2 separate regions of the Homo sapiens genome follow, and region 1 is linked to region 2. A link is a loop called in an ENCODE intact Hi-C map of the cell type or tissue named here. Cell type or tissue: IMR-90. All regions are shown on one strand. Links, peaks and the distances in the headings refer to the core of each region. The heading gives the core; the rest is flanking DNA.

Region 1 (16,495 bases), core at 3,727-11,726, 49 kb after region 2:
GCCAATCAGGGTAGTCCCATCCCCCTTGCCATATTGATTAATTTAACAGTCCTGCCCAAGCTAGTCAGGGCATGGAATTCCCCCAGCCCCCAGGATTAATGTAGAAGTGCGCACCTGACCCAAGATACTCTGAGAAGCTCAAAAAATTTTCACAATAGCTCTGAGAGGTCTGTCTCTGGATGTGAACAAGGATGCATGAAGCCCCATATGTTACTGGCAGCCATCTTGTGACCACAGAAACAGACTAGAGAATAAAGATCGCACACAAGGGAGAACAAAGCTCAAATTCTCACAGAGAAATAAAGTCAGAATTCAGATTAAACCAATCAGCCTTAACCGGACTTAAGTTTTTTTGTACATAAAGATGAATGTAGAAAATAATGCAACGAGGCCAGGCGCGTGGCTTACGCCTGTAATCCCAGCACTTTGGGAGTCCGAGATGGGCGGATCACGACGTCAGGAGATCGAGACCATCCTGGCTAACATGGTGAAACCCTGTCTCTACTAAAAAAATACAAAAAATTAGCCAAGCGTGGTGGCGGGCGCCAGCTACTAGGGAGGCTGAGGCAGGAGACTGGCCGGAACCTGGGAGGCGGAACTTGCAGCCAGCCGAGACCACACCACTGCCCTCCAGCCTGGGCGACAGAGTGAGACTCCGTCTCAAAAAGAAAAAAGAAAAAAGAATATAATGCAACGAACATCCCTGAACCTCCATTGTGTTTTATCATATTTTAGTATCTTGCCTATTTGCCTCAGGAATAGGAGTTTGGGGAGTTTTAAGGTTTGTGTCTTGTTTGTTTTTTCTTGCTTTGTTTTGGAGACAGAGTCTCCCTCTGTTGCCCAGACTGGAGTGTAGTGGCGCAATCACAGCTCACTGCAGCCTTCCCCTCAGGCTCATTCTTGTGCCTCAGCCTCCCGAGTAGCTGGGATTACAGGCCTGCAAGGCCTGCACCCTGCCCGGGTAATTTTTTGCTTTTTTAGTAGAGACGGGGTTTCATCATGTTGACCAGGATGGTCTTGAACTCCTGGCCTCAAGTGATCGCCCACCTCAGTCTCCCAAAGTGCTGGGATTACAGGCGTGAGTGACCGCACCTAGACTTTGATTGCCTTTTCTAATCAATATACAAAACCACTATGGATTTTTGTACATTGGTCAATCTAGAAATGCTGTTGAGGCCTCTTATTAATTCTGTTTATAATATTCTTTGGATTTTCTAATAATCATGTTTATGTAAATTAGTTTATTCTCTTCCTTATTATTATACACTTGATATTGGATATGTCTTGCTCACCACTTCTGACCTCTTTGCCACCCAGGTGCAACCTGATGGTAACCTCACTGTGTCCTGGAAATTGTTCCTGTCCTGGAAATTTGCTCAGCAGCACTCAGAGACAACCCAGAAGTGGGGTAGGGGAGGGAGAGTTAATGCTTGATGAGGAAATCCTTGACAGATGGGGAATAGGAGCAAGTGGAAAAGTGCTTTCCCCTTTATTCCCCTATGCAGACAGTTCTGAGATACATTTCATAAGGCTTCTGAGCAAGTCCTATGAGCTCAAGCAACCAGTGTCTATAGTAGACACTGGTTTTTCAGGTCTATTTCTTTTTCAGGTCTCACTACATTAACCAAATTCTCTCTACAATGTTGACTGACATGGGGATAGCAGGTGTGTTTGTCTTATTTTTGGCTTTAATAGGAATGCCTCCAAAGAGGTATATGGATGATGTGGATATCTGCGTCCTCATGTGCGTGCTCACTAAAGGGCAACCCCTACAGGTAGATAAAAATCACATTCCTGGCTGGGCATGGTGGCTTACGCCTATAATCCCAGCACTTTGGGAGGCTGAGGTGGGCGGATCACCTGAGGTCAGGAGCTCAAGACCAGCCTGGCCAACATGGTGAAACCCTGTCTCTACTCAAAATACAAAAATTAGTCGGGTATGGTGGCACACGTCTGTAATCCCAGCTACTCGGGAGGCTGAGGCAGGAGAATTGCTTGAACCCAGTAGGCAGAGGTTGCAGTGAGCCGAGATCATTCCATTGCACTCCAGCCTGGGCAGCAAGAGTGAAACTCTGTCTCAAAGAAAAAACAAAAATCACATTCCTTCAGTCAGCCTCTTTCCCAAATGCAAAGTGGCCATACTGGCAGGGATCAATAATGTGAGTTCCCCTCTCTGAGGCCTGCTACCAACATTACCAGATGTGGGATCTTCCAACAGCAGAGACCAAAGCTGAGTCTCCAATATAGCACCATTCCCCCGGGAACATCAGCCAACCACCTGGTGACAGATTGATTACATCAGGCCCCTTACATCATAGAAGGAGAACTGATTTGTCCTCCTTGGAATAGACACTATTCTGAATATGGATTAGCTCTCCCTGCCAGAATATGTACTAGCCAGCACCATCTGCACTCACAAAACTGATGGACTGATTCCCTAGAAATTCACTGGCCTTACCAGGTAACCCATGACCACGAAACATGTGGGTCATGGTAACAAGCTGGTAAGAGGCTTACCAAAAACTCAGCTACAGATGGTACCAATTAGGGGACAACACCCTAAAAGGATAGATTCTATCTTACAGAATGCCAGAGGGAGAGAGGGAGACAGGGAGAGAGGGATTGATACATGGGTACTGTTTCTTCCACCAGCCCAGGATCAAGGAATGGTTGTGAGGTGATTCCCCTTATTATTCCATAGCTAACAACTCAATTGCAGGACTTTTGCTTCCCGTCCCAACTCTGAGCCCTGCTGGCTGTGTGTCTTAGTGCCAACAACAATGGAGCCCTTGAATTGGCAGCTGAAACAAGCACCTGGCCTTTTGGGGCTTCTCCTGCCACTGAAACAAAGAACAGTACTCAATTGCTGCAGCCATAGATCCTGATTACAAAAGGGAAATTAGATTGCTACTAAACAACAGGGCTAGGGAAGTCTGTGTCTAAACCCAGGAGATTCTCTGAGATGCCGCTTAATATCTCCATGTCCCATACTAAAAGTCAATGGAACATGCAGGGGGCGGCCTGAGAATCCAGAACATGTCCTGCTCCCCACCACCCCCACCCCACTCCCTCCCAGGGAGGTAGCGGACGCTGGAGCTTCTTAGGCCAGAAGTCCAGGGGCAGGGGCATGGTGGGGGCGCCTTTCTCACCCCGAGAAAACGCAGCGGTGGTCACGGGGAGGGGCGCCACCATGCAGCACCCAGGCCTGGATTCCAGCTAGCAGTATCAGCCTTCTCTCACTTTCGGGCAGCGACACCGCTGGTGTAGACCGTCTCAGGTGCGTCTTCGTTCAGCTCTACTGTCCTCAGCCCCAGCTTGGGCTCGCCCTCAGCCTGCTGGAGCTGTTGGATGTGTTCAGGCCTCCAGGCACCCTGGCCTCCCCCCACCCGCCCCGCGAAGACCGAGGGAAAGCAGACGCGTCTCCGCGGCAACCCGGAGCCTGCAGCCCGCAGGGACCCCACCGCCCCAGGTGCAGGCGTGTACATGCCAGTTGCAGAAAATATCACACCAAACCAGTCTGAGGGAGTCAAAGCAAACTATAATATTTCAGGCGTCAGAGACTCTCCTATTACAGAATTTGCCTGTTTGGATAGCATGACACCTTTTCCACAAGATTTTATTAATAAGCTGCACAAACAGTTTATAGGCTCAGTATCACACACCTGAGAAAAGAGTTTTCTTAACGTTACATTAAAATCCTTCCCAGCTAACAGAAATAGAGGCCAGAATACCATAGAGCAAAACTCAGAAAGCCTGAACACGGAAGGAAACTTCACATATCAGGCTCCGAATGGCTTGGTGTTAGTTATCCCTATAAATCTTTTGTGTTTCTACTATACAATATTCTCCGGCGTTTCTGCTTCTGATGTCAACATCAGAGATGTATGAACTGAACCGCGCCAAAGTCAGAACTCGGCTTCGGCCACACTAGGCATGGCCCAGGTAATCCCAGCTACTCAGGAGGCTAAGGCAGGAGAATCGCTTGAACCCGGGAGGTGGAGGTTGCAGTGAGCAGAGATTGTGCCATTGCACTGTAGCCTGGGCAACAAGAGCAAAACTCCGTCTCAAACAAACAAGAAAACAAAAAACACCTTTCAAGTGCACTGTCTTCCAACAGAACTAATGGAGCTGCTAGCTTCCTCCAGAAACTCTTCTTTTATGGAAATGTGCTTCCTCTGCCAATTAGGAAGTCTGCTGAATAGACTTCCTGGCCATAAATTCCCAAGAGTGGTTAAAGTATCCTAATGGACAGACAAGAAAGGCAAAGATGAATCTTCCACTTCCCTTGGCTTTTGTACAGTAGTTGATCCAGCCATACCTAAACCTCCATTCATATTGAAACCTACACCAAAAACAAACAAACAAAAAACAAACAAAAAACAAACAAAAAACAAACAAACAAAAAACAAACAAACAAAAAACAACTCTAAAACTAAACACAAACTAGATTTTACACCTACAGTTTGGGATGCCAAAAAGAAAAGTTGTTCTGGGATATGCTGAAGCAAAATTGTGTGCATGGGGGATCTGGCTGCTAATACACTTTGTTGAGTCAAAAACTGTGTTCAGATGAGTAAGCCTGAAGAAACAGGCCTGAACATATACAGGCTTTCTACCAAAAAAAGAAAAAAAAAGCAATGGACCTGGGTTCAGTTAAACACAACCTTTGTTTTTAAAATGGCAGGCTAGATTGTATCAGTGCAACTCAAGACATCTCTGAAATGAAGAAGGAACAGAGCATTTATAAAAATAAAATAGAAATTATCTTTTATTATGTTTACTGCTGGAGAAGCCGTGATGGATGAGATAATCAGCCCTTTCCCTGTCATGATGGAACTCTTACTAATGAGGACTAATAGTAGCACTACTGGAAAATACTCTGCTACCAAATTAGCTCAAAATAAGGATTCCATTAATCCTACTTCCCTTCTGAGGGCTATGATGCAACAAAATGAGTCTGGGCGTTTTATCCTGTTTCAAATACTGCACCCTTTGAAAGAGCTTTTTAAATGCATCTATGAGTGAAGCCAGTAATCAGCAAGATAATATTGTGCCAAATGCAAAAAGGCAATGTCTTCAAACATGAATCTATTGATCCATCTCAGCAAATGAACCTGACACTTTGTGGAGATCCTGCAAGTTTCCTTCCACATAATAATAATAATGACCTAATACAAGACTAGGAAAAACTTAAACATTGATTTTGAAGATATCAAATACAATCAGCAGAATGAGGAACTTCAGATCTGACTTTCTGGTAAGGATTTTATCTACTAGGCATAACAGATAAAATCCTAACTTATATCCAAGATTATTTTACAAGTCTACCGTCGTGTATTCAGGTCATAAGCAGTAACATTCCTTGGTTCTCAACTCAAGCTACAGGGTAGTTATAACCACCCCAATAGCTTTAGCACCAACAAATTCATGAGATGAAGTAGCAGCAACTGGGTCATAAAATGAGGCATAGCAAGTAAATGGCAGCTTACAGATTGGAGTTCTAATCAGGCCATGCCTTGCAGATATTCCCAGCAAGACCTACAACAGTATAAGGTGTTTTCCAATTTCCATGCCATGAATCAGACTTTCCCTACAAATCTGAGTTTAATGCTAGGCCTCATATACAGAAACTTAGTGCCTGTATTCAGGCTGTGTCACAACAACATTCCAAGTATACTCAGTTGGACTTCCCTGTAGGAAGTTTTGAACCATTGCTAGTATCCAACTACTTCTAATTTAGAAGATTTGGTCAGTTATTTATAAGTTTCTGAAAACCAACAACATGGAGAAAAAAGCAGTCTGTTGTAACTTTTCAAGTGTGTTATGCCAAGGACATGTCAACAGATCAGTGCCAGCCAGAAACTGCACACCTTTGTGGATCTGATGCAATATAAATACAACTCCAAGCTCATAGACATTTTAAAACAAGTTGCTTTCAATGAAACATATCTAGCTGAATAGCATAAATAACACTCGGACTATTTTATGTCCTCAGCCTCTGTTATCCATCAGAAACCAGATTGACATCCAGTGAGTTCTAACTCCAGGCCTGATTTTCGCCTTAGCTTTGGATGCTGTATAAATTAGCTTGCAGAAGGTTGCAGAATAAAACTGAACGTTCAGTGTCAGCAGGTTGACATGGAGGCACTGATGCACATTCCTTGTACTGTCATTTCAAACCAAATTGTTTTTGATCTTAGAAGATGATTTTAAAATAAAATATAAAATAATCTTATATTTTAATATAGATATATGCATATATAAATTTTAAAATAAAATTTTAAATCATCAGCCATTAAAATAGAAACCGTGCTGCTACAAACAGCAACATATTGCATTTCACCTTATTCTGAGCACCATGTTATATGAGATATTTGAGGGAAAAATGAGCATTTAAGATACTTTAAGAATTTTCTCTATTCAAATTATTATATCAGAATAAAAATGAAACACATGGGGTTTGAACTTATGGGCTGCTATTTTAGTATATCAAATACAAAGTTAAAAATCAAAAACTCTTTCCCTATTTATTAGCTTCTGTTTCTATCTCAGATGCTAAAAGAAGTAGTGTGGTGTTTTTATGAAAAGAAAATATCAATGTTTCCCTTCTTCACTGTTAATGTAAATGACTCACAATTTTTTTTAACCTATAACAGTATAGGTAAGTTAAGTCTCTTATTTCTTATATGATTATTACAATATAGCCAGATAATATGGTTCATATAACTTAGATTCTTAAACATTTTGACTTTAAAGACTTTCTTTGTGACCTAGTACCTGGAGCAGGAGTGAGGTAAGGTAATATTTGAAACTTGAATAGGATATGATTGGAGTTTTAAACAAAATGATGTTTAATAACCAAACTGATCCTGACATTATTAAATCTCCCCAAGATTTCATTAAGTGTCAGGAAAAGGATATTTTGCAGAGCCCAGGTAAAAGCAATGACAGGAAAAAATAATGTCTTCCTACTTTCATTGTCCAGTGAAGCAAGATTGCTCAATAAACCAATTATAGTAGGTCCTCAATTCATGCTTGTTGAAAATAATCTCTAGTTTTAATCTTTTATCTTCCATTGGATGCAAGCAGGGCTGGACTTAGACAAAATGAGAAAGTGGAAAAGTTTGTTTTTAGAATCTTCTTATCTTAGACAAAATTAGGAAGTGGAAAAGTTTGTGTTTAGTATCTTATCTCTGTCTCCAATTTCTGGCATTCCCTTCTGCCCACTTTTCTGCCCAGTCTTTGTTCAGGAGCCATCACTCCATATGCTTGTGGCTGACCCACTGGGAATCCTTAACAGAGCCTGGCACTCCACCCACACTGCCCTAGGTATGCCTCCAGAGCCATGCACAGATATTCACCTACTTTCCCTCCCTTGGTATCAGCAAGACCTTGCTAATATTACAGAGCACATCTCTAGTAGTGTTCAGGGAAATATTCTGGCTTAATGAAGTCCCAGGCTGTAAATAACATTTGTAGGAACAGTTGCAACTTTGAAGAACCGCTATAAGGGCTAAGGAAGGACACTCTACATTGCATTCAAGGGTCTCTGTGTCTCCCCTTAGTGGGCAAGGAAGCTGCCATTTTTCCTCCTCTAGAGCAAGTCTTATCTTCTCATCCTTCTAGTGAGGCCACTGGGCCTCTTATTCGAGATTCTTTCTTTTCTCTTTTTCTTCTCTGTCATCCCAATTAGCTTTCAGAGTGTCTATGATAAAAAAGAAAAAGACAATCTACAATTCAAAAAATTAAAAATTATACTAGAGTTTATGCCTGTAAGTGATCTTTTGATAATAAAACATGTAGGATTTTAAAATTTTGATACTCAATTTTTACAAAAACAAAACTGAAATGTACACCACTGTTTCACAGAGGATATCTTATAAGAGAATTAGAATGGCTGAATCTGAACTTGGCTTCCATAGCTTCTCACATCCAGAAATTCCAAATAAATAAAGTAACTCAAACAACGGCAGTCTGACAACTCCTATCAGACCTGGAGGACACAGGGACCCATCTTCCATGTGTTAAAGGGTGAGGAAGAAAGTAAAATAGGAAAACAAAAAAAGTATGCTTTATCCAAGGGCCTATGTCTTCCCCAAATGACTTTACATTCAGAATCTCTTTGCCTAACTCTCCCCAATTTGAGAGGTATTTTTCTTCAAAATCCTGATCCTGCTTTCATTCCATTCCCTGTTTAGTATAAATTCCTGGCTAAACACACTTGGTCTCAGAGAACCATGTCAAAGGTTACTAAGGTCAAAAAAGCTTTTCTTATTTTCTGACAGTCCCTGAGGTCCTGAGAGAATGCATTCTTCTTTTGTTTGGCTGGTAAATAGGAAGTTCTGCATTTTACTTTCCCCAACAAGGAAGCAAATATTTTCTTATTGTCTTATTCTGTGGCTGTATTAAAGAAAAAAATCAGCATTTCCAGAGCTCTATGCTAACAGGCCACTGGGTGGCAGTCCTGAGCTGTAATGCAGAAGAGAAGAGTCAGGAAAAACCTGTAAACCAGAGCGGGAGATATAATAATGTTCAGGAGATAACAACGTCATCAAAGATCAACTACTTTCCACCAATAGAGCCTAATTAAATGAAAGGAATCATACCAGGAAAAAATGGAGGTAGTATCATACGTTTAAATTAAAACTGCCCAAGACGCTTAGATAAAATTGGCAGAAAAGCATCCCTCCTTCCACTTTCATTATCACCAAGGTAACATGGTCCAGAGTGGAGCTGAATGTCAACCCAGTGCTAATGGGCAGGCTTCTTCCTACTCAATTTTCCCTTTTTCACCAGGACTTCAGAATAAAGCACTAGAACTCACACTGTCCTGCTCTGCAAGCTCCAACCCCAGATTAATCCTGAAATCCCCCTTCTCTGCTTCTATATCTTAGTGATTTGGGGCTTCTAGAGAGAAGTACAACCGTGGGAACTGGTATCTTCACAAAGGTATACTTTCCGATTTCAGAAGAATACTCCATTCATCTTGTCAATACTTCTCCTTATCTAAAAACAGCATCTCTCCCCTCATCCCTTCTCCTTCCCTCACTCCTCTCTATAGCGAGAATCTCATACCTTCAGTTCTGTCCATCCCCTGTCAGCAAGTGATCTTGCCCCCACAGAGACTACTGAGCCCACAAACCCTCAAATCTTCACTCTTCCATCCCACCCCCATACACATCCTGCCCCCATACAGGTTTATCTTCATTTTCACTCATTCTTGCTTCCTGTCCCACCAATCACAAGAAATAGAACAGCTGCCCTCCTCTCCCCTCCAGGTGTCTCCCAGCATTTCACCACATGCATCAATTTCTGTGTCTACATAAACTGTTTGCCCCGCCCCCACCCCCGAATGCTAATATGACAAGAGGACATATTAGAGGAGAATCGAATTCTCTTAGCAAATGGCATGAAAATTCCTTTTGGAGATTTCTTAGAAAAATTCATGGATAAGCCCATTGAGGTTGAAGGCGAGACCTTGACTCTGGGTTGATCACTCAGTTCTAGACAAGAAAAGTAATTCCTTGCTCTAAAGGAGGAGGAAGTTGGGAAAAACGGAGGAGGAGCCAGCAGGATGGCAGAGGGCAGTGTGGTTGGGCGTATAACCCCTCTCCAGGAGCACCTCCAAACTACCTTAAAGTTCCTTGTTAAATTGTTAACTCAATAGATTACCATTAACATGAGTGTTTGTGTAGAAACTGGCGAGAAGGCTGAGATTCGCACTGTGGTGCCACAAGATGGATCTGAAACCACAGGTACAGATGTGGCAGGGGACACAAAGAGAAGCATGAGGGAGCAAGCCTCAGAAATTTAGGGAAATCATAAAAGGAATCTTGGACTGTGGCTTTGGACCAGGTTTACAAAGATGGACCAACATCTCACAGAGCCAGGGAGGCCCCAGCTGACATTGGCTTGCTCTAGCTTCTCCCATCCTAAACAAAAGCCTCTCTACCCTGAGCCCTTTTTCACTTTCTCCTTCTGTCATCATCCAACTCTCTCAGAAGCTTGGTCTGTACTTGTGGCAGCTTCAGCACCTCCCAATAATTTCTCAAACTTCTGCTGACTGTTCTCACCAAGGTCATCAATGATGTCCTCATGAGGAACATTCTCAGTCCTTGTCTCACAGAACAGTTCTTCTTCATTAGGCACCACTGATAACTTTCATCTTATCTCTCCTTGGGTCTCTGACCTTTCCAGTTGCCTTCACCATGGGCTGCTCCTCTTCTTTCTGCTGCTTAAATGTCAGTGTTAGGGATTGAGGAGGTGCATTTCCAACCAGCATCTGAAAGACTTATGATGTTCACCAAACTAGGGTTAACAAGCCTGTGAGTTGAATTTGACTACAATTGAGTCAAACTGAATGGTGCAATCAGAGTGTGAATGAAGGAAAATAAAGAAACCAAGGGAGGAAACATTATAAATGGCAGGGAAGGGAGGCCAAGAATGTTCTTGAGAATATTAAGAATATTCTGAGAATAAAAGAAACAAGCTGGGTATGGTGGCTCACACCAGCAATCCTAGCACTTTAGGGAGCTGAGGCAGAAGAATTGCTTGAGCCCAGGAGTTCAAGACCAGCCTGGGCAAAATAGCGAAATCTTGTCTCCACTAAAAATACAAGAAATTAGCTAGGCATGGTGGTGTGCATCTGTGGTCCCAGCAACCCAAAGGCTGAGGTGGGAGGATCACTTGAGCTTGGGAGGTCGGGGCTGCAGTGAGCCAAGATTGCACCACTGCACTCCAGCCTGGGCCACAGAGTGAGACTTTGTCTCAGGGGGCGGGGGAAGGTGGGAAAAAAGAACAGAGTAGATACAGAAGCCAAATTGCAATACAAAGAGAGAGGTTAACATTGTGAGAGAAGGTGCAGGTGTTCAGAGATAGAAGGAAGTAATGTTATAAAAATAAAACTATATTTGTGTAATTTAACATAAAATAGTTCCTTGACAGGAAAAAAATTATGGGAAGCACTGTGCTACATAAATTCAACTGAAAATGTGTTCATCCAACCATTAATCATAATCTGTCTGGGCCAATGAAATACAAATGATGTTCTTGTTAGCTGCAGTAGGCTTCAGAGTCAAAGGCATTCAGATTATGTTCCCACTACATTCTAACAGGAAAATCAATCCATTCACTAAATGGGCGTTAGCAATAAAATACACTAGAGCGTTCCAAAACACACAATTTACCTGGTTTATTGGGCCAGATTATCTTTCTCTGTAGACATATGATCCTTCTTTGAAATGCTTTGTCCTCATTCAGCTTTTATTCATGTGACTAAATGCTAGAGTTTCACTGTAATCCTACCTATTCCAACCCAGAATTCATGGTAAAATATTCCATCTTGGACTCTGTTCAAGAAAACGAATCCGAAGAACTGGTAGAAGAACTGAAATACAACATTGTTACACCCATTCTATAGCCCCCACGTTGTCCAATATTCTGTTGTTATAACTACATGTGGTTGTTTAAATATAAATTAATTAAATAAAATTAAAAATTTGATTTTCCCTTTTATACTAGTCACCACTCAAGTGCTCAGTTGCCACATGTGACTAGTGGCTACTTCATTGGACAATCAAAAAGTATTTCCATCATTGCAGAAAACTGTTAGATAGCACTGATAGACAGACAGACACATACATACATACATACACACACACACACACACACACACACACACACACACACACACGCTCTGTGGTCATTAGGCAAGGACCATCAGAATAGCATGAAAGTAAAATGTCTGTCAGTGCAGAAGCCAATATGCCAAACTTTAACCTCCATACCCTAGTTTTAATTTCTGTATCAGGCTGTCTTATTGTCTTATTAAACTAATCTGTATTAAGATGATTTTTTCCTCCCAGAGGTATGTTAGTCATAGGTCACTAGATTGAGTGCCTAAGGAAGGCTGTAGCATCTCCTTCTATATAAAATAATTTGGAAACTGCCCCTTTTGGAAATTGGTAAGTAGAGTTATGAATTCTGAAAACTTCTTACATTTATTTTGCTCAAATAGAAAGATTTATAGATTTAGCAAAACTCACAGTCTATGTGGACAGTGCTAGCTTATTTGTACTTACTAGATCCTTATATGTTAGGTCCCAATGGGTTATTAACTAGGTAAGTCACTTATCTTCCCTGAGACTCAGTTTCTTTGACTATAAAATGGGAATTATAACATCAATGTCACAGATTTGTTATAAAGAAAGATTAAATATGATGTTGTATAGGAAAGTGTAGCCTTCATGGAAGTGGGCAAGAAATGATTAAAGAGTAACCACAGTTGCAAGTCAGGTGGAGTGTTAAAGATTCTAATGACTTCTGCACTTCAATCTAGGAATGGCTTTTGCCACCAAAGAGCCAGAAGCTTGCAGAAAATTCCTCTTACCACAAAGAGTGCAGAGCAGAAATCCAATTCACAAGTAATCATTGGTGGAATGGATTTTGTGAGATATGATTCTGTGATCTTCAAAAGCTGCCAGTGAAGAGATATTTGTACACCTGTGTTCCTAGTAGCACTATTCACGATTGCCAAAAGGTGTAAACCACCCAAATGTCCATTGATGGAGGAATGAACAAAATATGGTATATACAATGGATTATTCAACCTTGAAAAGGAAAGAAATTCTGATACTTGCTGCAACATGGATGAACCTTGAAGCCATTATGCTAAGTTAAATAAGCCAGTCAAAGGGCAAACACTGTATGACTCCACTTATGTGAGCATCCTAAAGTAGTCAAATTCATAGAGATAGAAAGTAGAATGGTATTGCCAGTGCCAAGTAGAATGGTTGTGGGGATGAGAGAATGGGGAGTTGTTTGGTGGGCAGTTTCAGTTTTGTAAGATGAAAAGTATTCTGGAGATTGGTTGCACAATAATGTGAATGTACTTAACATTACACATTACACTTAGAAATGGTTAAGATTGTAAATATGTGTTTTTCACAATTTTTGAAAAGCTGCATAATTTATATTACTATAAAGGTGGCAGACTCCATTTTGGGGGAAGACTTCTTTTGCAGGTGGAGGGGACACTAATAGATTTTAATTGTGCATAACAGGCCCAGAATCCTGCTCTGATGATAATATAAAAACCTCCTCTCATTGTGGATAGAACACTGGTGTGCAATGTCATGTTGGAGCCTGAGGCAAAAGGATAAATATGTACCCCTGTATATATATATATATATATATATATATATATATACACACACACACACACACATATATATAGTAGCTATATATATATATACACATATATATAGTAGCTGTATATATATATAGTAGCTATATATATATATATACACACACACAATAGCAAGAAAGACAGTTACTTAGATATTATATGAGAAAAAGGAGAGCAAAATCTTGTGTGTATATATATATACACACACACATACACACAAAGTACCCTCCCCCATATTTTGAACCAAATAGAAAAAGTAAAAGTTCTGCCATTCAAAAATATGACTAAATATAAAGCATTATATTGTCCAATCTGTTCACACACCATCATCACCCCTTATCAACCCGCCTAGCTCTGTGGGCTCAGGAACCTTGAGCTAATCAACAACTATGCTTTATTGCACAAAAATGCAGAGTTGCAAAACAAACAGCCTGTTTTTATTTAAACTATTGCTATTTTATTATCGATTTTAGCATTAATTTTAATTTTTAAAATATTGCATTAACATATTATTGCTCTTAATTGTTAACTCTTTTGGTGTTCCGTTAAAACTTGTGGCCTCATGCATCATTGCCTTACTCTCATTCTGGCCCTGTGCCTAGAGATTATCGTGAGCTTAACTCCAATTCTCCTACGGCTATAGCTAAGAAATAATGATGGAGTTGTGGGCTTTATGATGGAGAGAGTCAAGGGAACTGTTTGTTCAAGTGGGAGGCCGACCCAGTGCTATGGTCTGAATGTCCCCTCAAAATTCTTACGTTGAAACCTAACTACCAGGGTGATGTATTAGGAGGTGGGGCTTTTGGGAGATGGTTAGGTCATTAGGGCAGAACTATCATGAGTGGAATCAGTATCCTTCTTACAAGAGATCCCAGAGAGTTGCCTTGTCCCTTCTCCCATTGGAGAACACAGCAAGATGATGGCTGTCTACAAACCAGGAAGCAGGCCCTCACTAGACACTGAATTCATCAGTGCCCTGATCTTGGACTTCCCAGCCTCCAGCACTGTGAGGAGTAAAAGTTGTTTACAAGCCACCTAGCTTATGGTATTTTTGGTACAGCAGCTGAAACAAACTAAGACAGCCAGTAACTTGGAGACACTGGTGGGAGTGGGAGAAGGTGGGTAGAAGGATGACCAGGGATCGTCCTATGAAAAGGCCATGACTGAAAGGTTTCAGGAGCAATGGGATCTGAGGACAACTCAGGCACAGACTTTCCTTTCTGCATTGCAGGTCTTTGACCTTATTTTCAAGTCTTCAGTAAAGTTTCTTAAATGCTACAGTGATTCTTGGGAGAATGAAGAGCAAAACCAGAAACCACAGAGTGACAGATTGGCCTGGAGAAAGCTACAATAGCAAGAAAGACAGTTACTTAGATATTATATGAGAAAAAGGAGAGCAAAATCTTATTATTCAAGCCACATGCATGAACTGCATACTTCCTTGCCACCAATTAAAATTGCAAGTCCTACAGGCCCCCAAACTCAGGCACAGATGCAAGAACTGGACTTGATTGTAAAACCACACCCTGTGGTCATTAGATAACTAAGTCATTAGATAACTATGTCTGGAATGAAGGAAGAAACAGGCCAAATAGACAGAAAAAGAAGTTACTGGGATTTATGAAATCAGATAAAATAATTGGTATCTGGAATTATATTCTAAATGAAAAAAACCACATGGGATTTGAAACGTAGAAACAGGGCAACTTCAGAAACACCAGACTGATGTGAATTGGAGCATATTTATAGTTCTTCAGTTTCCACAGGCCAGCACACTGAGTAACTGAAAGACTGGATGGCTTTACTAGAAATTGAGGCTTTCTATTAAATAAGAAACACAAGAAAAGTCAGTCAAAAATTAAGTTTTTAATGGCATTTAAATTGTATTTCTGAACTGAAGAAAATCTATATTAATCAAGATTAGACAATCTACACTAGACAAATTGTACCTATTGTACCTGAAAGAAGGTCATCACGGGCAGACTTCAGAAGGTGGAGTACACGTGGCATGACCTAAAATTCACTTACAGGAATTTCATAAGTTCAAAATACTTACTAAGTGGAAATTAAAGATTGCTATAAATATTGCTGGGGCTCTTAGACTATGAAGAATACATCACTTCTATATGTCCAGAAGAGGCACAGCAGAGACGCTGGGAGCAGTGGAGACGCTGAGTAGAACAATGTGAAGTGAAAAGCAGTATCTTCAAGAATGTGTGTGTCCACGCACTTGCTGTCACTCAGAACGGGGTCCCAGATTTGAGTCTCTGAATACTAAAGTGAAAAGTGGCAATTGATATTAGAAAACTCAAAAGGATGATTATTTTAGGACAGGCTCACCTACAGTATATAAAATGATAAATAGACAACATAGATCCTGGAAAACCAGCAAAAAGCCAGGAGCCAGGTCCCTGAAGGGAACAAGACCCAGAGCAGATGATTTGCCTACATTAAGATTTGGCGTGAAATGCTTTCCCTCTCTATTTATATTCCTTGCATAGGTACCGACTATGAGAATCAGACACTACAACTTGGCTGCACGTGAGAGAGAAAAATGGAGATTTATCACTGGAATGACACTGTCTATAAGTTGTGACATATACATTCATGCTTAAGTGTTTAGCAAATTTTACTTAGTTCTCACATTATATGTTTTCACTTACTGTCAATGAATGACAACAAAACAAGATGCATAACATTCTGAATTAAAGAGCCCCTCTGGAGAATGCTAAAAAGATACCCCCAGCTGACAGAAATCCAAATTCTAGTAGTTAATCTAGAATAAGCAGACTAATTAAACAGTGTATCTGACTTAAGTGCCATCTATTTGAATCAGAATCATCTGGGATGCTTGTTAGAAACACACATCTCCAGGACCTAACCCAGACCCACCAAATCTGGGTTTAGGCATCTGCCTGTCAGCAACTTCCCTGGGTGATTCTTAGACACACAAGTGTGGGTGGAGCTTATTTTTTATAGCAAATACTAATAAAAGAGGGAATTCTCACTAAAATAAGTCATTGAGATCTGAGATTTTTGCCCTTCTACAAGGGGTGGGGTAGCCTCCAACCTGGATCCTACCCCAGGGGCTCCATCAGCTGCACAATTGGTCTTTGAGGACCAGATGACATCTGCCTCCTTGAGCCAAGCCCAGGATTTTTCTGAAGAGGGAAGAAAGTGGGCTGCCACAAGCCCCTGTGGCATGGCCAGATGGAGGCCCCGAGACCCTCCATTCTTCAGATTTTAACCTGGCACCCCAAGGAAAACCACAGGCAAAGTCCTAGGGAAATTCCCCTTCCCACCCTGCTA
Region 2 (16,495 bases), core at 5,050-13,049:
CCTCCCCTTTTGAAACCCTTAATAAAAACTTGCTGGTCTGAGACTCAGGCGGGCATCATGGTCCTACTGATACGTGATGTCACCCCTGGCGGCCCAGCTGTAAAATTCTTCTCTTTGTACTGTCTCCCTTTATTTCTCAGCCAGCCGACACTTATGGAAAATAGAAAGAAACTATGTTGAAATACTGGGAGCAGGTTCCCCCAATGCCTTATACTTTAGGTCTCAGTTCAATCAGTAGCCCCACTGGGAATTCCCTGACTCCCCATATAAGGTCAAATCCCACCGTGACACAGCCTCACATCACTTTCTCTCTCATCACTTTCAAACTGATTTTTTTTTTTTTTGAGATGGAATCTTGCTCTGTCACCCAGGCTGGAGGGCAGTGGCGTGGTCTCAGCTCACTGCAACCTCCGCTTCCCGGGTTCACACCGTTCTCCTGCCTCAGCCTCCTGAGTAGCTGGGACTACAGGCGCCCGCCACCACGCCTGGCTAATTTTTTGGTTTTTTTTTTTGGTATTTTTAGTAGAGACGGGGTTTCACCGTGTTAGCCAGGATGCTCTCGATCTCCTGACCTCATGATCCACCCGCCTCGGCCTCCCAGAGTGCTGGGATTACAGGCGTGAGCCACCGCGCTCAGCCAATAATTTCATTTTTAATTATGAGGTTGGTTGATTAATATCTGTGTCCCCTAGAAAACTGTAAGCTATGCAAGGGAAGGAACCAAGTTTGTTTTAGGTTTCCGTTGCACCCCCACAGCCTAGCGCACATGAGGATTTCAACAAATATTTGTTGAGAGAATAAATCAACATTGAAACTAATGGCTCACAACAGTCATTCTTACAACCCTTTTTATAAACCTGAGATTTAAACATGTCACCACTCCTAAAATATCTTTAGAACAGCTTTATATTTACTTGAGAACTAGAACTTAGCAAAATGTTATAATAATATGTGTTTAATTAAATATACTACAGAAAGCACCCCCCCCTTTATGACTAGGTAGTGGTCTAAATGTTTATTTTATACTGCACTTGATATTTTCCCATAAAAACAAGTTGCGAATGGCAAGTAAGTTCTAACCAGCCCACAAAAATCTTACTTACCCCATGAAGTAGTCAACATTGTATTGATTGGAGCTTTAAGACTAACTGCACTTTTGATCCATGAATTCAGTGTACCATTTAGTCCAGAGCACCCCTCAAGTCCAAACCCTGGGTCTTCCATGCCCATTCAGCCTTTAGTATCTCTCTGGATCCTAAAGCTTTCTGAGACCTGAGCAAAGCAGTAAGTAATGTCTTGACAGAAGGAAAGCTCCAAAAACAAGATCTGCTAGCAGCCACAGAAAAAAGAAGGGAAGTATACAGAAAAGGCAGTGTTGCTGATAAGGGGGTTGGGTAAAGTGGACAGGGTTGCAGAGAGGGCTCAAGCAGATAGAATATCAAGGGTAAGCAGGGTGCGATACAAGCAAGTTCTATACCCAAGTAACTGAGTGAATTGTAAATCAGGTGTTCTGAAGATGGCAAACACTATATATTTGAAAACTGTTTTAACATCCTAAATCCCTCCCCATCCCCCAGCAAGAACTCTCAATTCTTATATCTAGTTACAGAAGACGTGAAGACAAACCATCAAAAATAAATATCCTAAATTCAGTAGAAAAACAATACACACCATACCTTTGTTCCATTCCGAGTAGGCAGGGGCCAAACAGCACAAGAGCAGCTCCCCAGAGAAAGCTGAAATGGAGTGAGGTTGAAATCTTCTTTTAAATAACGTTTAAAACTTCTAGAAAGGTTGCAGCCTGAACAATTCAATTTGCTTGGTAACAAATTTAATCAGATTTTATTGTAGCCAGAAAACCTTTCCGAAAGTAATTACGAGAGCACAGCAGGCAAGAGCACAGCAGGCGAGTCAGACTTCTGGTGACATGAACACTCAGCCTGCTGATATGAATTTCAGTTGTCTTCATATATCTGCCAACCTTACCATTACCCTCCCAGCTCCACCCACAGAGCCTAGCAAAGAGCACTTCAGATAAACTCTGAATTCCCCACCAGCACAGGAGTATGAAGTGTGTACTTTAGATAAACTCCGAATTCCCCACCAGCACAGGAGTATGAAGGGTGTGTGTGTGTGTGTGTGTGTGTGTGTGTGTGTGTGTGTGTATGTGTTCATACATGTGTGTCTGAAAGCACATGTATGTTTTTGCAGATACATGAATGTAGTGTCAGAGGAGAAAATATTAAGGAGAACTTAATATATCACTCCCTAATTTTTTGTATCCTTCTGTAAGTCATCCTGTCATAAACACAGATTTTGGTTTTCTTTGTAATATAATAAGAATTGCTTTGTTGTAAAAGAAAAGACCTCTGTATAGTATTTCCCACCGGGGCATACAGTTTAGGCCTGGCCTCTGTTCCTTCCCGATCCCTACCCTCCCCTGACTGTACTGTCCTCTCAACCCTGAGGGCTCAGACTAGTGGGAATTCAGAATCCAAGTCTAAATCTCTTCAGACATCTGTATGCCACTTGGTTTATTTTCCCCAGTTTGATAAATATCCTGTCTTGCCCAGTCACTGTTTCAGCTCTAGCAAGCAGGTGTTCTATGTTTCTTTAAACAAACACAATACAGTGAAGAACTAGCTGGCATTGTGCCTGCCCAGGTATTTTCAAAAACTCACCTTAAGTCCTCCCCGCTTCATTAAAATCAATTCCTCCTTTTCCCACTGAGTGCTCTTTCTCCTGAATCCCTGGAGAATTCTGTGCCTCAAAATTTGCACTTAAAAAAAAAAAAAAGCAACACTAAATTCTCTTTTATGTTAGTCTTGTCTCTCCAACTAGATTATAAGTTTCCGAAGCACTGGCAATGTGACTTTGAACTTGTATTTACCACAACGTTTAAAATTCTGTGTAGGAAACAACTAAGCAATTCTCACGAAACAGCAAGAGGACAGTTGTAACCACATCTTATTCTAGTTGGAGAAATGTCTGATAGTAGGATAAAGGAAGAAAAGACTGCTATGTAGAGCAATTCTTCTAAGTAACACCTGCCCTCAAAATATCCTTTTCCTCTCCAAATCAAGAAGGTCTCTCAAATTATTCCTTCCCTAGTTCTAGATGACATCACATGACATTTTTTAAAGTGAGGTATGACTTACATATAGTAATGTGCACTAATCTTGAATGTATAGCTCTATGACTTTTTTACGCAGGTATACATTCATGTAACTACCTCCCACATCAAGATATAGAAAATTTCTAGGACTCCAGCTAACTCCTTCCCAGTCAACATCCACTCAAATGATAGCCACTCCTCTAATCTGTATCACCACAGACTGGTTATGCCTACTCTTAAATTTTGTATAAATGGAATCATATGCTGTTTTGTATCTGGCCTCTTTCTCCTACCATTATGATTGTGGGATTTATCCATATTGTAAACATATTTCATGTTATGTGCATATTTTATTGCATGTTAAATAAATTCTACGTAAGCCTCACATAGGAAAAGAAAGCAGGAAACCACCAGAAGGAACTGAACCCTGAGATGCACAATTGCTTAGGGAACCCACAGGATTTGCCAACATTGAGAAAAATAGACCTCTGATTAGAAATAAAAGCCATCTATTTTCTCTTATACAAGAAACATTAGACATATGGGAAAAATTAGCTGCCAGAAATAAGCTGAACAATCAGGGCAAAGATATCTTTCTGCAAGATAGATTTAGTAAAGAAAACAAGGAAGAATTTTCAGAAAAAGAAATTTAGTGCATCAAGGAATAAAAAGGGATTATAATAGCAGGAACCTGAATTCTCTGAAGGAGAGAACAGGTGTGGCAACATCTTTTTGACTTAAATATCAGATAGAAACAAAGAGGACTTTAGAATTCAGGTAAAGGGAGTTCTGTCTGGAAGATAAGAAAGGCAGAGAACAGAGGCCCTTTCTCTTTTTTGATTTCCAACTTTTAAGTTCAGGGGTACATGTTCAGGATGTGCAGGTTTGTTACACAGGTAAACACGTGCCATGGCAGGTACTGCACAGACCATCCCATCACCTAGGTACTAAGCCCTGCTAGCATCCATTAGTGATTCTTCCTTTCAACAGGACAGAAGAGGAGCCTTGTTAGTAAGGTGGTAGGTGACAAATCCCTGGTAATGGGGCAGATGGAGGACTTTTTAAAACACATGAATACTCTCTGGAGAGCTGTGACGCCACCCTTTTCGCCACCTCAGACCTTCAGCAAAGTGTGTCCACACAAGGTGAATGGAATGAAAGAATGCCATTTGGGGAACACAAAGGAAAACGATGTGTTCCATGTCTGCACCAGGACAGGCTGTAAGAACAGACTCTAAGAAGAGGTACAATTAGGAAATCTAGGACAAAGAAAATTGGACCTAGGTGGGGACCAAGTACAAAACCTCTTGGAATTGAAAAGAAAAAAAAAAAACAGGAGTTAGGGGAGGCATTAAACTTCCCATCAAGAATGGGATGAAGAGCCAGACATTTTATTTAAATCTCAAAGGGAGGGGTAATTTTCAGGAAGGTGTCACATAAATGAAAAGGGGTAACAAAAAAGGAGAGAACAAAAGGATTTTTCCAGTAAAATCATGGGCGCCAAAACAAAACAAAAAAATAGTGGAGATCTTAAGTAGCAGAATAATATGCCAAAAACCAAACCTGGCAACTGTGAAACAGATAACCAATTTAAGGAATCTCCTAAAAAACAGAGAAGTTATGAAAGAAAATTAAGAAACAGGAAGAATAATATATGATAACTTCTACATAACAGAAATTCCAGAAAACAAATGAAGGAATGATCAAGAATAAGTTAACATTTTTCTCAATAGAAGAAAATCTAGATTTCATATTTAAAGAATCTAAGGATTGTTGGGCAGGAATACTGAAAAAAGCCATATTACAGATAATCTGTTGAAATTTGTAAATGACAGAAAAGAATCCTACAAGAAATCCTACAAACTTCCAGAACACTCCCCCACCCTCCTCACACTCACTTCTCCCAACAAAAGACACTCCAACACCTTCACCAAAATCAGGTGTCTGCCAAGTGCAAAGAAACCAGTGGACATTGCTCTCTTATTTGGAAATAAAATGCCAGGAGACCCAATGGAGTGATGTTTACAGAATTCTGAGGGAGAATTCTACAGCCAAATGGTGACTCAAGTGTGGCTGTAAAAATAAAGGCCTTTTCAGACTTGTAAGGACTCTGAACACACAATTTCCAACTGTGGTCTCAGAAATCAGTTCCACAGTATACTGTTCCCCTCAGCCTCAGAGTCTTTGGTGAATCTCCAGGTGACAGAGAGTTTCATCTCCCAAAGAGGCCCTCCAGTCTTCTCTGGTAAAGGTTTTAGATACTCTCGCCTTCCCAGACATCTGAGCTTCATTTTCTCCTGTGTCTCCAGAGCTCTTTTTGCTTTTTTTTTTTTCCCTTCTATTCTGTCCGACCTTAGCTATTACTGTTTTTCAGGTGTCCTTGACTCACCATTCTCTTATTACAGAGACTACGTCTGTCTTACTCATTTGTTTCCAAAACCTCCTCGAGTAAAAAGAGGAATTTGCTGGAAGGGTCTGGGGAGATCTCGAAAAACCCAGCATAGAAACCTTAGCCCATCTGGCCTCATGCAAGGCCGGAGTCTCAGGCTCTAATGTCAGCACTAGAGAAAAACACGTATCTTCCTTCTCTTCCTGTGTCTCCATGGTGTGGGAGAGGAGGGAAGAAGAACTAACCTGAACGGCCAGCCACAGGCATTCACAGGGTCAGGTGCATGGTGGGCAGGGCCACTGAGCTGAGTAGCATCTTCTACGTCTGTGTTCCACCCAGGAGTGGGGGCAGTGAGGGGAGCAGGCCTGGAGATTTTAGGCTACTGGTGGGCCTCAGAATCTCCTCTGCAAGGACTTTAGAACTTCCAAGTCTCAAAACAGAAATCCAGAATGGGTAGTAGAAGACCCCTCTTAAGCCTCTAAGTCATGTACTCTGTCTTTTATCAAAGAAGGCTACACTGGGATTTTTAAGATATTGTGCTGATTAATAAAAATCATTCTTTCCACCCATTTGCAACTGAGTCTTTGTGTGGGTGCCTGCCTTAATTTCTAGAACCTAGAGAACTCTCTCCCTAAGTAGCCTTAGTGAAACCTGAATTCTTTCTAGGACTGTGCTAGATTTTGGAAGGCAAGCACTACACTATCTTCTTTTTGTTGCTCATATCTGGCCAAGAGCCTAGATCAGTGGTACACAGTAAATGTTTAATAAATGTTGATCAGCAAACAATATCTTAGCATATTCATTTCTTGGAAGTATTAACTAGTTTGCTTTTGTAACACCTTTTAGTCCAGCTTTCATTTTCCATTTTCCCTTCCTGAAAACACTCAAAGGCCATTTCTGTCTCATTTTATCATTCCTGGAAGAATATCACCCAAGTATATCAGGCAGTTTTAAGTCTTTTCAAAATTCATGGAAATAAGTATGGAATAATTTTTACCAGCCAATATTAATGGCAGTGCAGAAGAAAAATACAAATGCAATATAATTGTTTCACTGAATTTCTTAATTTTTATGTCTGTGTTAAATTTAACAGCAACTGAGTGGGGAAAGATTTCAGGTCATCTTTTCATTGTTCCATTCATGGCCTGTGCAGATAAGTTGCATCAGATCTGATGAGAAGTAGACTCAAATGAGTGAGCACTGTTTCTCTTCTTGTGGGGTGCTGCTGTGGGGTTCATCTTTCTTTCTAGACCAAGGAGATAGCTAAGAAGGAGAGAATTCACTGTGGTAGTTCTTGACTTGCATGTTGTAGGTTGCTCTTTATCTCCACCATGACTGATTTTAGCCTAGGGCTTTGGATCAGGCATAAACAGCCAAAGTTACTAACCTAACAGGCCAGACAGCTTTGCCATTTCATAGTTCTCATTTAAAAAATCTATCCAAGAAGCCCTACCTACCTCAAGTCAATCCCCAGCTTCCTAAGCATTCAAGGCCTTCAGTCTATATCCTTAAGGGAACACATCTGTAGAGACCTTCCTACCACAAGTGACACGTCAGCCCAGCCAAACACTCAGAGGGCACATTATCGTGCTAAGTCCTACACTAAGTGCTAGGGATATAAAATCAAATAGAATTTCAGCCTTCACCTTCAGGAGGTTACAGCCCAGTGAAGGAGACAGACATCCAGCCAGAAAATGTCAGTAAAATGTCAGCAAATGTGACAAATGACCAATTCCTCCACCTTGGTTCTAAGCATTCTCCTCTACCCCATAGTCGGGAATCTTAAGCTATTGTCTCTTTTCTCTCCTGATTCTTAAATCTTTCCTATCTGTTCCTTCCTTTAGCATCTAAATGTGTGGAAGCTTCTCCCATTTTAAAAACTGTAAAACTGGCCGGGTGCAGTGGCTCACTCCTGTAATCCCAGCACTTTGGGAGGCCAAGGTGGGCAGATCACAAGGTCAGAAGATCAAGACCATCTTGGCCAACATGGTGAAACCCTGTCTCTACTAAAAATACAAAAAAATTAGACAGGCGTGGCAGCACGTGCCCATAGTCCCAGCTACTAGGGAGGCTGAGGCAGAAGAATTGCTTGAACCCGGGAGGTAGAGGCTGCAGTGAGCCAAGATCATGCCACTGCACTCTAGCCTGGCGACAGAGTGAGACTCTGCCTCAAAAAACAAACAAACAAATAAACAAAAAAACTGTAAAACTACAATTCTTTCTTTACTTACTGTTACCATCTAGTATTAACCCTTTCTCTTTACTTTCAGAGCCAAACTTCTGGAAAGAGGTGTAGTCTCTCCACCTCTCTCTCCTCCTCTTCTTTCCATTCACTCCTTAAGCCACACACTATGGATTTCACCCTCGTCATTCCACCAAAAGCATTCTTCCTGAGGTCAAAAATATCTTTCTGGGTGGGTGCGGTGGCTCACATCTAATCCCAGCACTTTGGGAGGCCAAAGTGGGCGGATCACTTGAGTCCAGGAGTTCGAGACCAGGCTGGCCAACATGACAAAACCCCATCTCTACTAAAAATACAAGAAATTAGCCAGGCGTGGTGGTGCACACCTGTAGTCCCAGCTACTCGGGAGGCTGAGGCAGGAGAATCACTTGAACCCGGGAGGTAGAGGTTGCAGTGAGCTGAGATCACACCACTGCACTCCAGTGTGGGTGACAGAGCAAGAGTCTGCCCCCCCCCCCCAAAAAATCTTCCACATCATGATATTCAAATAATGCATTCTAGTGTAGTCAGCCCCTTCCTGGACATCTCAGCTCCATCTGGCACAGTCGATGATGTCCTCCTTTTAAAAACACTCTCCCCTTCGGCTTCATGAAACATTCCCTCATTCCCCAAATTCCACAAAACACCAAACCCTTTCCCCTTGAAGCAGACACACTGCCCTAGTCCAAGCCCACATAGCTCTCGTCTGAACCACAGCAGGAATGTCCCAACTGAGCTTCCTGTGTCTCCTCTCACCACCCTGCCCTCCAGCCCACTTGCCACATCACAGCCAAATGAGCTTTATTTAAAATATCAGATTTGATCATATCTCTCTTTAAACTCTTAATGATTTCCAACTTCCATAAGGATAAAGTCCAAAATCCTTAGCGTGGCCTGCCATAAGCATCCTGGTCTGATCTGTGCCTGCCTCTCTAGACTCAGGTCAAATCACCCTCCCCAGCCCTCTCTCCATTCTGGCCGGTGTGATCTTCTTATGGTAAAAAAAAAAAAAAAAAAAAAAAATATTGCATGGACTTTCTCATTTCAGCTGTTCTCTCAGCTTGGAGTGGTCCCCCTCCTCATCTTTGCCTGGCTAACTCCTACTCACTACTCAGATTTCAACTTAAATGCCACTTCATCTAGAAATCTGATTCCCAAGGAATTGGTTAAAGCCCAATATGATCATACAGCTTGTATAGCACTGTAGTTCTTCTTAACAGTCAGCACACCAATTATTACTTATCCAAGGTTTACCTTTACCCCTAGACATGACTGAATGAGAGCAGGGGCCATGCCTGTCTTGTTCATTGCAATGTCCCCAACACCTGGCATGGTGCATATTTTTAATGAATTAAGAAATGAATGAATATACTGAATGCATTAAGAACAATTAAGAGGGACACCTAAACCAGTCTGTAACAGGAAAATGAAGGCCAAGCATTTTCCAAATCTATAATACTATGATTTCTGGAGGAAGAATGCATAGAAAGAGCCAGATGCTTGTAAAGGACAGGTGTATTTACAGAAACAGCAAAGGTGTGTAGAAGGGTTTTAAAAGAATGATTGTTATTCTGAAGTGCTGTAAAATACAGCAGGATCTATGGTGTGAACAAAATCTAATAACTCTGGCCAGTAGCATGTTCTGAGAGAACATATGTTATAGTAGATGAATTTATGTTGCATATGTTTAGCTAAGTAAAGGATACTTACACAATCACTTCTAGAATGAGTCATCTGGAATTAGCTCATGCCCATAAATCAACACAACCCAGGCCTGAAAGAATCAAGGCCTTATACATGCAAGAATTTGACATTTAAAACAAAAAAAAAAGCAGCATTAGCAATCCATAAAAAATGTTAAATCATAAATGTCTAGAGCTGTAAGGAACCTTATATTATCCAGCTCAACCCCGCTACACCTCCTATCATTCTCATCCCAGGGGTGTGTAATATGGGAAGCTGAGGCCCTAGGAGGTTAAGTCACTTTCCTCTGGTTACATGTCTACTTTGTGGCTAAACTGGTCGTAGAAACTGGGTCAGCTGGGCACAGTGGCTCATGCCTGTAATCCTAGTACTTGGGAGTCCAAGGCGGGCAGATCACGAGGTCAGGAGTTTGAGACCAGCCTGGCCAATGTGTGGAAACCCATCTCTACTGAAAATACAAAAATTAGGCAGGTGTGGTGGGGTGCGCCTGTAGTCCCAGCTACTTGGGAGGCTGAGGCAGAAGAATCACTTGAACCCAGGAGGCAGAGGTTGCAGTGAGCCGAGATCTCACCACTGCACTCCAGCTTGGGTAACAGAGTGAGACTCCGTCTCAAAAAAAAAAAAAAAAAAGAAAGAAAGAAAAAAGAAAACAGGTCTGTATTTCAATGCCTCCTAATTATCTGTAACTTTTGATTCTGTAAACTTCAATAAGACTACTCCAAACCATGGCCTGAAGGTGGTTTTCTGGAAACCCTTACCTTCCTCCAGTCTTGATACCGATTCACTATATAGCATATCCTGCGTGAAGAGAAGCCTGTGGGTGCTGCTAACCTCAACACCTACCCCGTACCACCCACACTGCCGAGGGGCTTAGGAGTTCCTAATGGCAGTAACTGAAACACTTTGAGTAACTCCTTTAAATGATGTCCTGTTCTGTGGCATTAAGTAACATCGCTCTCATCTGTCCTTTGTGATTTCTCAGTCTCCCTGCTGTCGTATTTGGGAAATATAAATATTTGGGAATAAACAAACAATGTAAATAAATGTTTGGGAAACTTCTTGTGTTATAGAACATTATAGAAAATATACATATTTGTTTTCATCTATCTATATAGATATATAGATATATATATCTTCTGCATCATGATATTCAAATAATGCATTTTAGTCAGCCCCTTCCTGGACATCTGAGCTCGTTTGGCACAGTCGATGATGTTCTCCTTCACAGTTAGTTCCTGGTTCATAACTCCCACATCCCTTGTTACAGTCTTTCGTTATAATGCTGGGTGTGTTAGGTCTCAGGGGCAGGCCTCAGGAAATAATCTCTTTCCTGCATTCCTTTTACCTGACCCAAGGCAGGATTCTAATGTTCCCTGTCTTTCTGATTGTGGGTCTTAAGAGTCTCCCCGATGAGGGCCTCGCCTCATACCCTGGGGGAAGGAATGCTGATGTCACGAAGTTTCCATAAAAATCCAAGAGGACTGGGTTCAGGGAGCTTCTAGATAGCTGAACACATGGAGGCTCCTGGAGGGTGGAGCCCAGGGAGGGCATGGAACTCTGCATCCCTTCCCCTATGTCTCTCCCTATGTGTTTCTTCATCTGTATTCTTAGTAATATTCCTTATAATAAACAAGTAAATTTAAGTGTTTCCCTGAATTCTGTGAGCTGCTCCAGAAAATTAATCAAACCCAAAGAGGGGATTCCTGGGAATCTCAACTTCAAGCTAGTTGGTCAGAAGTTTCAGAGGCCCAGACTTGCAACTGGTGTAGAGGAGACAGTCTTGGGGACTGAGACCCAACCCATGGGATCTGACGCCATCTCTAGGTAGATAGTGTAAGAATCGAATTGGAGGACATTTGGCTGGTGTCCACTGCTTGAAGTGTGGCAACCAACCCCCTAACCCCCAACATATTTGGTCATAGAAGCCTTCTGTGTTGATTGTTGTAGTGTGAGAGTAAAGACACAGTTTGAGAGAGTTTCTCCCTGCACAGCCACTGATTGCACACTTTAGAATGGCTAAGGTGATAAAGTTTGTGTTATGTACATTTTATGACAATAAAAAATAATTACTCAACAACTTCCAGCTCCAGCCATGATGGTAAGCCCCACTCCTCCTAGATCCTCCCTCTTACAACTTAAAAACATAAAATAAATAAATTAAGATTGAATCCTGAAACATGTTCAATCAACCCATAGGAAGGTACAAAAAAGAGAGACAGAGGGACAGGAAATAGAGGAAACAAAAAGAAAACAAAGTAGTGGGGCAGATATAAGCCCTAACATATCAACAATTCCCTTAAATGTAAGTGGTCTAAATACACGAATTAAAAGACAGAAATTTGCAGAGGGGATAAAAATAAAAACATGTTCCAACAATAGGCTATCTATAAGAAATTCACTTCAACTTCAATTACACAGGTGGATTGAAAGTAAAAGAAAGGGGAAAAGATATACCCTGAATTCATTAATCAAAAAAGAGCAAGTCTTGGCTATATTAATATCAATGCAATTAGTAATCCTTGTTTTTAAACCACAATTTTAAAATTTCACTAGGAACAGCCTTGAAGAGCCTCTGTGTTTCAAGAATGCTGACATCTGCCAAAGGCTTTGCAGCCCTGTCTCAGACTGGCTCAGTCCACTTTAGCCCAGGTCATGCAGATTTGTCTCCCATTAGATGTGAAGAAACAAAGTGAAAGTCTCTCTTAACCTGCTCTTCTGCCCTCCTCACAAACCAATTAAAATAACTTGAGTCATTTTTCTAGCTTTGTATTGACAGAATTTTAAAGATGAATAATATTGTGTGAGAATTTTGAAAAAAGTGTATGCTGATAATACTGACAGGAACATAAATTGATAGAGTGTTTTTAGCAATTTGACAGTATCTATATACAGATGCTCCTTGACTTACAATAGGTTGTGTTCTGATAAAACTATTATAAGTTGAAAATAATCTTAAGTCAAAAATGCATTTAATACACCTAACCTGCTGAACATCATAGCTTAACCTAGCTTAAACTTGCTCAGAACAATTACACTAGCCTACAGTTGGGCAAAATTATCTAATTTAAAATCTATTTTATAATAAATGTTGAATGTGTGAGGTAAGAGTATCATACTACTTATCACTAGCTCTGGAAAAAGACCAAAATTCAAATTCAAAGCAGTTTCTATTAAATGTGCATCACTTTCACATCATTGTATAAAGTTGAAAAACCATAAGTTGAACCATTGTAAGTCAGGACCATCTGTAATCTATATAATAACTTTTAAATGTGAATATCCTTTGATTCACCAATTCTACTTCTATTCTAGTATAATTTTTCTAATGAAGTACTTTGGCATTTATACAAAAAGTTGTCCATTGCAACAAAATATTGGTAACATCAACAGAGGAATGAGCAAATACATTATGGTACATTCTTCTGTGGAATACTATGCAGCAGTTAAAGAAGTAAATTTATAGGTACTAAAATGTTAAAGAAAACAAAATGAAAACCAGGCCTGAAGAATTCTTGAGCAGACAAAATTGGTTATGCCTCATCATAACCTTGCTTGATTTACAAGCGTAAGTGAAACTTGAGCTATATTTTATAAATGCCTATATTAAAAACAGAACTTAAGCTCAACCAATCAGAAGTAGCCAATAAACTTATGTAACTAGGGACTTTCCAAAGGGATAGACCAAACAAGGCAACTGTATAATTGTAACCCATCAAATATTTTCTTTGCTTTACTTCTATGTTCATCCTATAAAAGCTGCCCTCTTGTGTTCCCTCCATGGAGCTCCTAAGCCACTTCTGGTTTGGAGCTGTCCCATTCATGAATCATTGTTTCCTCAAAGAGACTCTGAAATTTTGTTGTGCCTTAGTTTACTTTATAACAAACATAAATAGGGCTTTAGAACACATTTTTATTGATGTATACTGTTTCACTTGGGGTGTATAAAAAATTCCTACTTATAATAATGGTTTAAAATTTCAAATTTATTAGTGCTATGAAATTGCTACACTATTGCTAGTAGTGATATATTATTTTGCTCATCAGCACATGAAGCCTGGAATAGAGTGGTTATATTTGAATCCCCAGAGCATCTTAGAGTCTAGCACATTATATTTACTTAAAAATTGTTTAATTAACCAATTGATGAAAAAGGCCAGCAATTCCAAACTTCCTTCCAGCTCCAGTTCTTTGATTCTAACTGGAGAAAAACTGCCCTTACATATAAAATGTTCATGACAATACCTATCTCAGACAGCTGCTATAATGATAAAGTATCCAAAATTGCTGAGGTGAGGGGTGTTATAATTTGGTAGACAAATTCCAGGGGCTATTTGTTGTTACTCTTCATTGGACAAAACTACTTCTCTACAAAATTCAGACTCGCTCTGAGAAGTTTCAGAGAGCTAATTTCAGTGTGTATGAAGGAGGAGGGGCAGGGAGTGAAGGAAAGACAGGTGGAAATGTCAAACACTAAAACCACTGCTGTAGTTGAGAACAAAGCGGGAGCTGACGGTCAGCACTGATCATGAGTGCTAGACTTCTTAAAAAAGCAATGGTCATGTTACGGAAAGTCTCACATTTGTTAAATGCTTTAAGCACACAGTGTATTTGATTCTCACAACCAGGAAACTCTTGAAATCCAACCTCCAGAGACGTTCTAATCCAGTTCTCTCATCTACCTGTCATTCTTTGGTCATGCTTGATGGAAAACTAGATTGCAAACTTTTAAAAATTCCTGGGGCAAAGAAAATTTATAAATTTGTAGATTCATTTCCTGAAGCTGCCATAGCAGATGACCGCAAATGGAGTGCCTTTAGAAAACGACAGAAATTTATTCTCTCACAGTTCAAGAGGCCTGAATATGAAATCAAGGTGGCAGTAGGGTTGGCTCCTTCCAGAGGCTCTGGGAGAGAACCTGGTTTGGCTTTTCTCCTGGCTTCTGGTGGGTGCTGGAAACTCTCGGCATTCTTTTGCTTATAGATTCATTGCTTCATTCACCTCCAACTTCACATCATCTTTTCTGTTTTTGTTTTTTTTTCTTTCCCGTCTGTCTCTTCTCCTCTTATATAAGGATGCACACTTGTCATTGGATTTAGGGCCCACCCAGATACTCCAGGGTGATTTCATCCTGAGATTCCTAGCCTAATTATATCTGCAAAGTCCCTTTTCCCAAATAAGGTCACATTCAGAGGTTCCGGGTGAACATATCTTTGGGGGCAGGGGCACTCAACCCCCTACAGCTTGTTTGTATGATTTTGATTTTGGAAGAAAGCTACTAAAGCAGAAATATAAACAACAGAAGTAAATGCAAAAGATAAACTGAATGGAAATAAAAGCTAAAAATAGAAAACCGGCAGTTTCATGGGCAGTTTCAAGCTGACAGATTTAAGGAGTTTGTGGTATCTGTTCCAAAATTCTGCAATATCCTTTTAAAGAGGCTGACTCAAGCTTGGAACTAAAATGTTTACCACTTACCAACCAGAGCACACCACCCTCCCAGTGTCCTTTCCTGGAATTCAGGAATTTATAAAAAACAAATTCATATCCTGGAATTTCTAAAAAACAAATATTCATGACTGTAATATACTAAGATATAATTACTTGAGAGGAAAAAGCACACAGAAGCAATTAAACAGAGTTTGAAGTGTCATCTACTAAATTTAGATTGTTTCCAGTAAGGTGGTAAGCTAAATACGTCAACAGATTCTCTTGTTTAAAACAACTAAAAAAGGGGCCAGGCGTGGTGGCTCACGCCTGTAATCCCAGCACTTTGGGAGGCCGAGGTGGGCAGATCACAAGGTCAGGAGATAGAGACCATCCTGGCTAACACAGTGAAACTCCGTCTCTACTAAAAATACAAAAAAATTAGCCGGGCGTGGTGGCGGGCACCTGTAATCCCAGCCACTTGGGAGGCTGAGGCGGGAGAATGGCGTGAACCCGGGAGGCAGAGCCTGCAGTGAGCCGAGATTGCGCCACCGCACTCCAGCCTGGGCGACAGAGCGAGACTCCGTCTCAAAAAAAAAAAAAAAAAAAAAAAACAAAAAAAAACAAAACTGAAAAGAGCCCATGAAAGTAAGAAAGTAAGGAATTCTCAAATCGGGCTAAGTGAAGACGAGCCACTGTAGAGAAGTTGTGAGAGGCCTGGAGCCGGCCATTTGTCAAATGAAAGAAGCGAGGAAGAGGAGATTGAGCTTTGTATTTTATGACCTCAAAGGCACCAGAGACACAGCCCGGGGTCTGCCCACGTTGTGGAGTATGTTAAAAGAGAGCGAGATTCCCATCACTGAATCATTACTGGTCAGCAAAATTAAACTGTGTCTAACAGGAGATCTGCCACAAAAAAGGTTGGGATCATAATGAGTTAAACCATCTATTTTAGAAAGAACTAGAAATAAACCCATATTAGTCTCCAACCCCTCACCTCTCCCTTCTCACCTCCAGCTCTAGAGGAAAGAAAATCTACGAGCTCAAATTTTAGTGCTAAGCAGAAGGGAGATTAAAACAGCCTTCTAAATACTAAAAACCAGAGAAATCTAGCCTTTATGCATGTTTGTAGCTTGAATTTACACTACCTGAGAGAATTGGAGAAAAGTCTTGCTGAACATTTAATTTAGAGTGCCCCTGGACTAACAGTTCTCATAAACCTAGAAGAAGGGGAAAATTCTCTTTGAAGGACCCCATCTTTAAGCTAGCTAAAGAGAATTTCTGCAAGTAGAATTACAAACCATGAAGCAGCTCATGGTACAAAATTACTAAACAGCCAAGGCACAATGAGTAAGAGCTAGCAAAAACAACAGATTACATACACATAAAACAGACCCACAATAGTATGGTTAATATTATGATCAATTCTATATGCCTGAGCCTGAAATATGCCTGTTTACATACTTATATCTACAATATGAGAAAGATATAGAAAGATTCTAACCAAGAGAAAGCTGATATAGCCATATTAACTATTAACATATTAATTAAGAGAAAGATGATAAAGCCATCCTCTTTTAAGCAACAAATATTACCAGAGAAAAGGGAGTTAGTTAAGCTGCTGCAGTGCATAAAGGGACCA

Evidence for each region. Hi-C counts contacts between places; a loop is a spot of excess contacts. Peaks named below come from ENCODE experiments on the same cell type or tissue, not always from the same donor. Only the 100,000 strongest peaks of a DNase experiment are listed, where the experiment ranks them.
Region 1: a loop joins it to region 2, with 7 times the contacts of the local background. A loop is called at or near these places in 3 of 110 quality-filtered maps.

The regions. Positions count from the first base shown.
Region 1 is chr6:25,215,202-25,231,696 of GRCh38, forward strand. LOC124901283 (a long non-coding RNA gene) reads right to left here. Exons shown (of 2, transcript XR_007059516.1): 2 at 15,034-15,460. It also overlaps the pseudogene LOC100533655. Among named protein-coding and RNA genes, the nearest start is that of CARMIL1, 56 kb to the right of the region's middle. In IMR-90, for the core only: a CTCF peak has its summit at 8,459 (motif pointing right); a DNase peak (open chromatin) is centred at 8,450.
Region 2 is chr6:25,164,614-25,181,108 of GRCh38, forward strand. It overlaps the pseudogene UBE2D3P5. Among named protein-coding and RNA genes, the nearest start is that of CARMIL1, 110 kb to the right of the region's middle. RefSeq lists an enhancer at 10,120-10,620. In IMR-90, for the core only: no CTCF peak of the experiment used is centred there; DNase peaks (open chromatin) are centred at 5,178, 8,388 and 9,498; H3K27ac peaks cover 2,543 bases.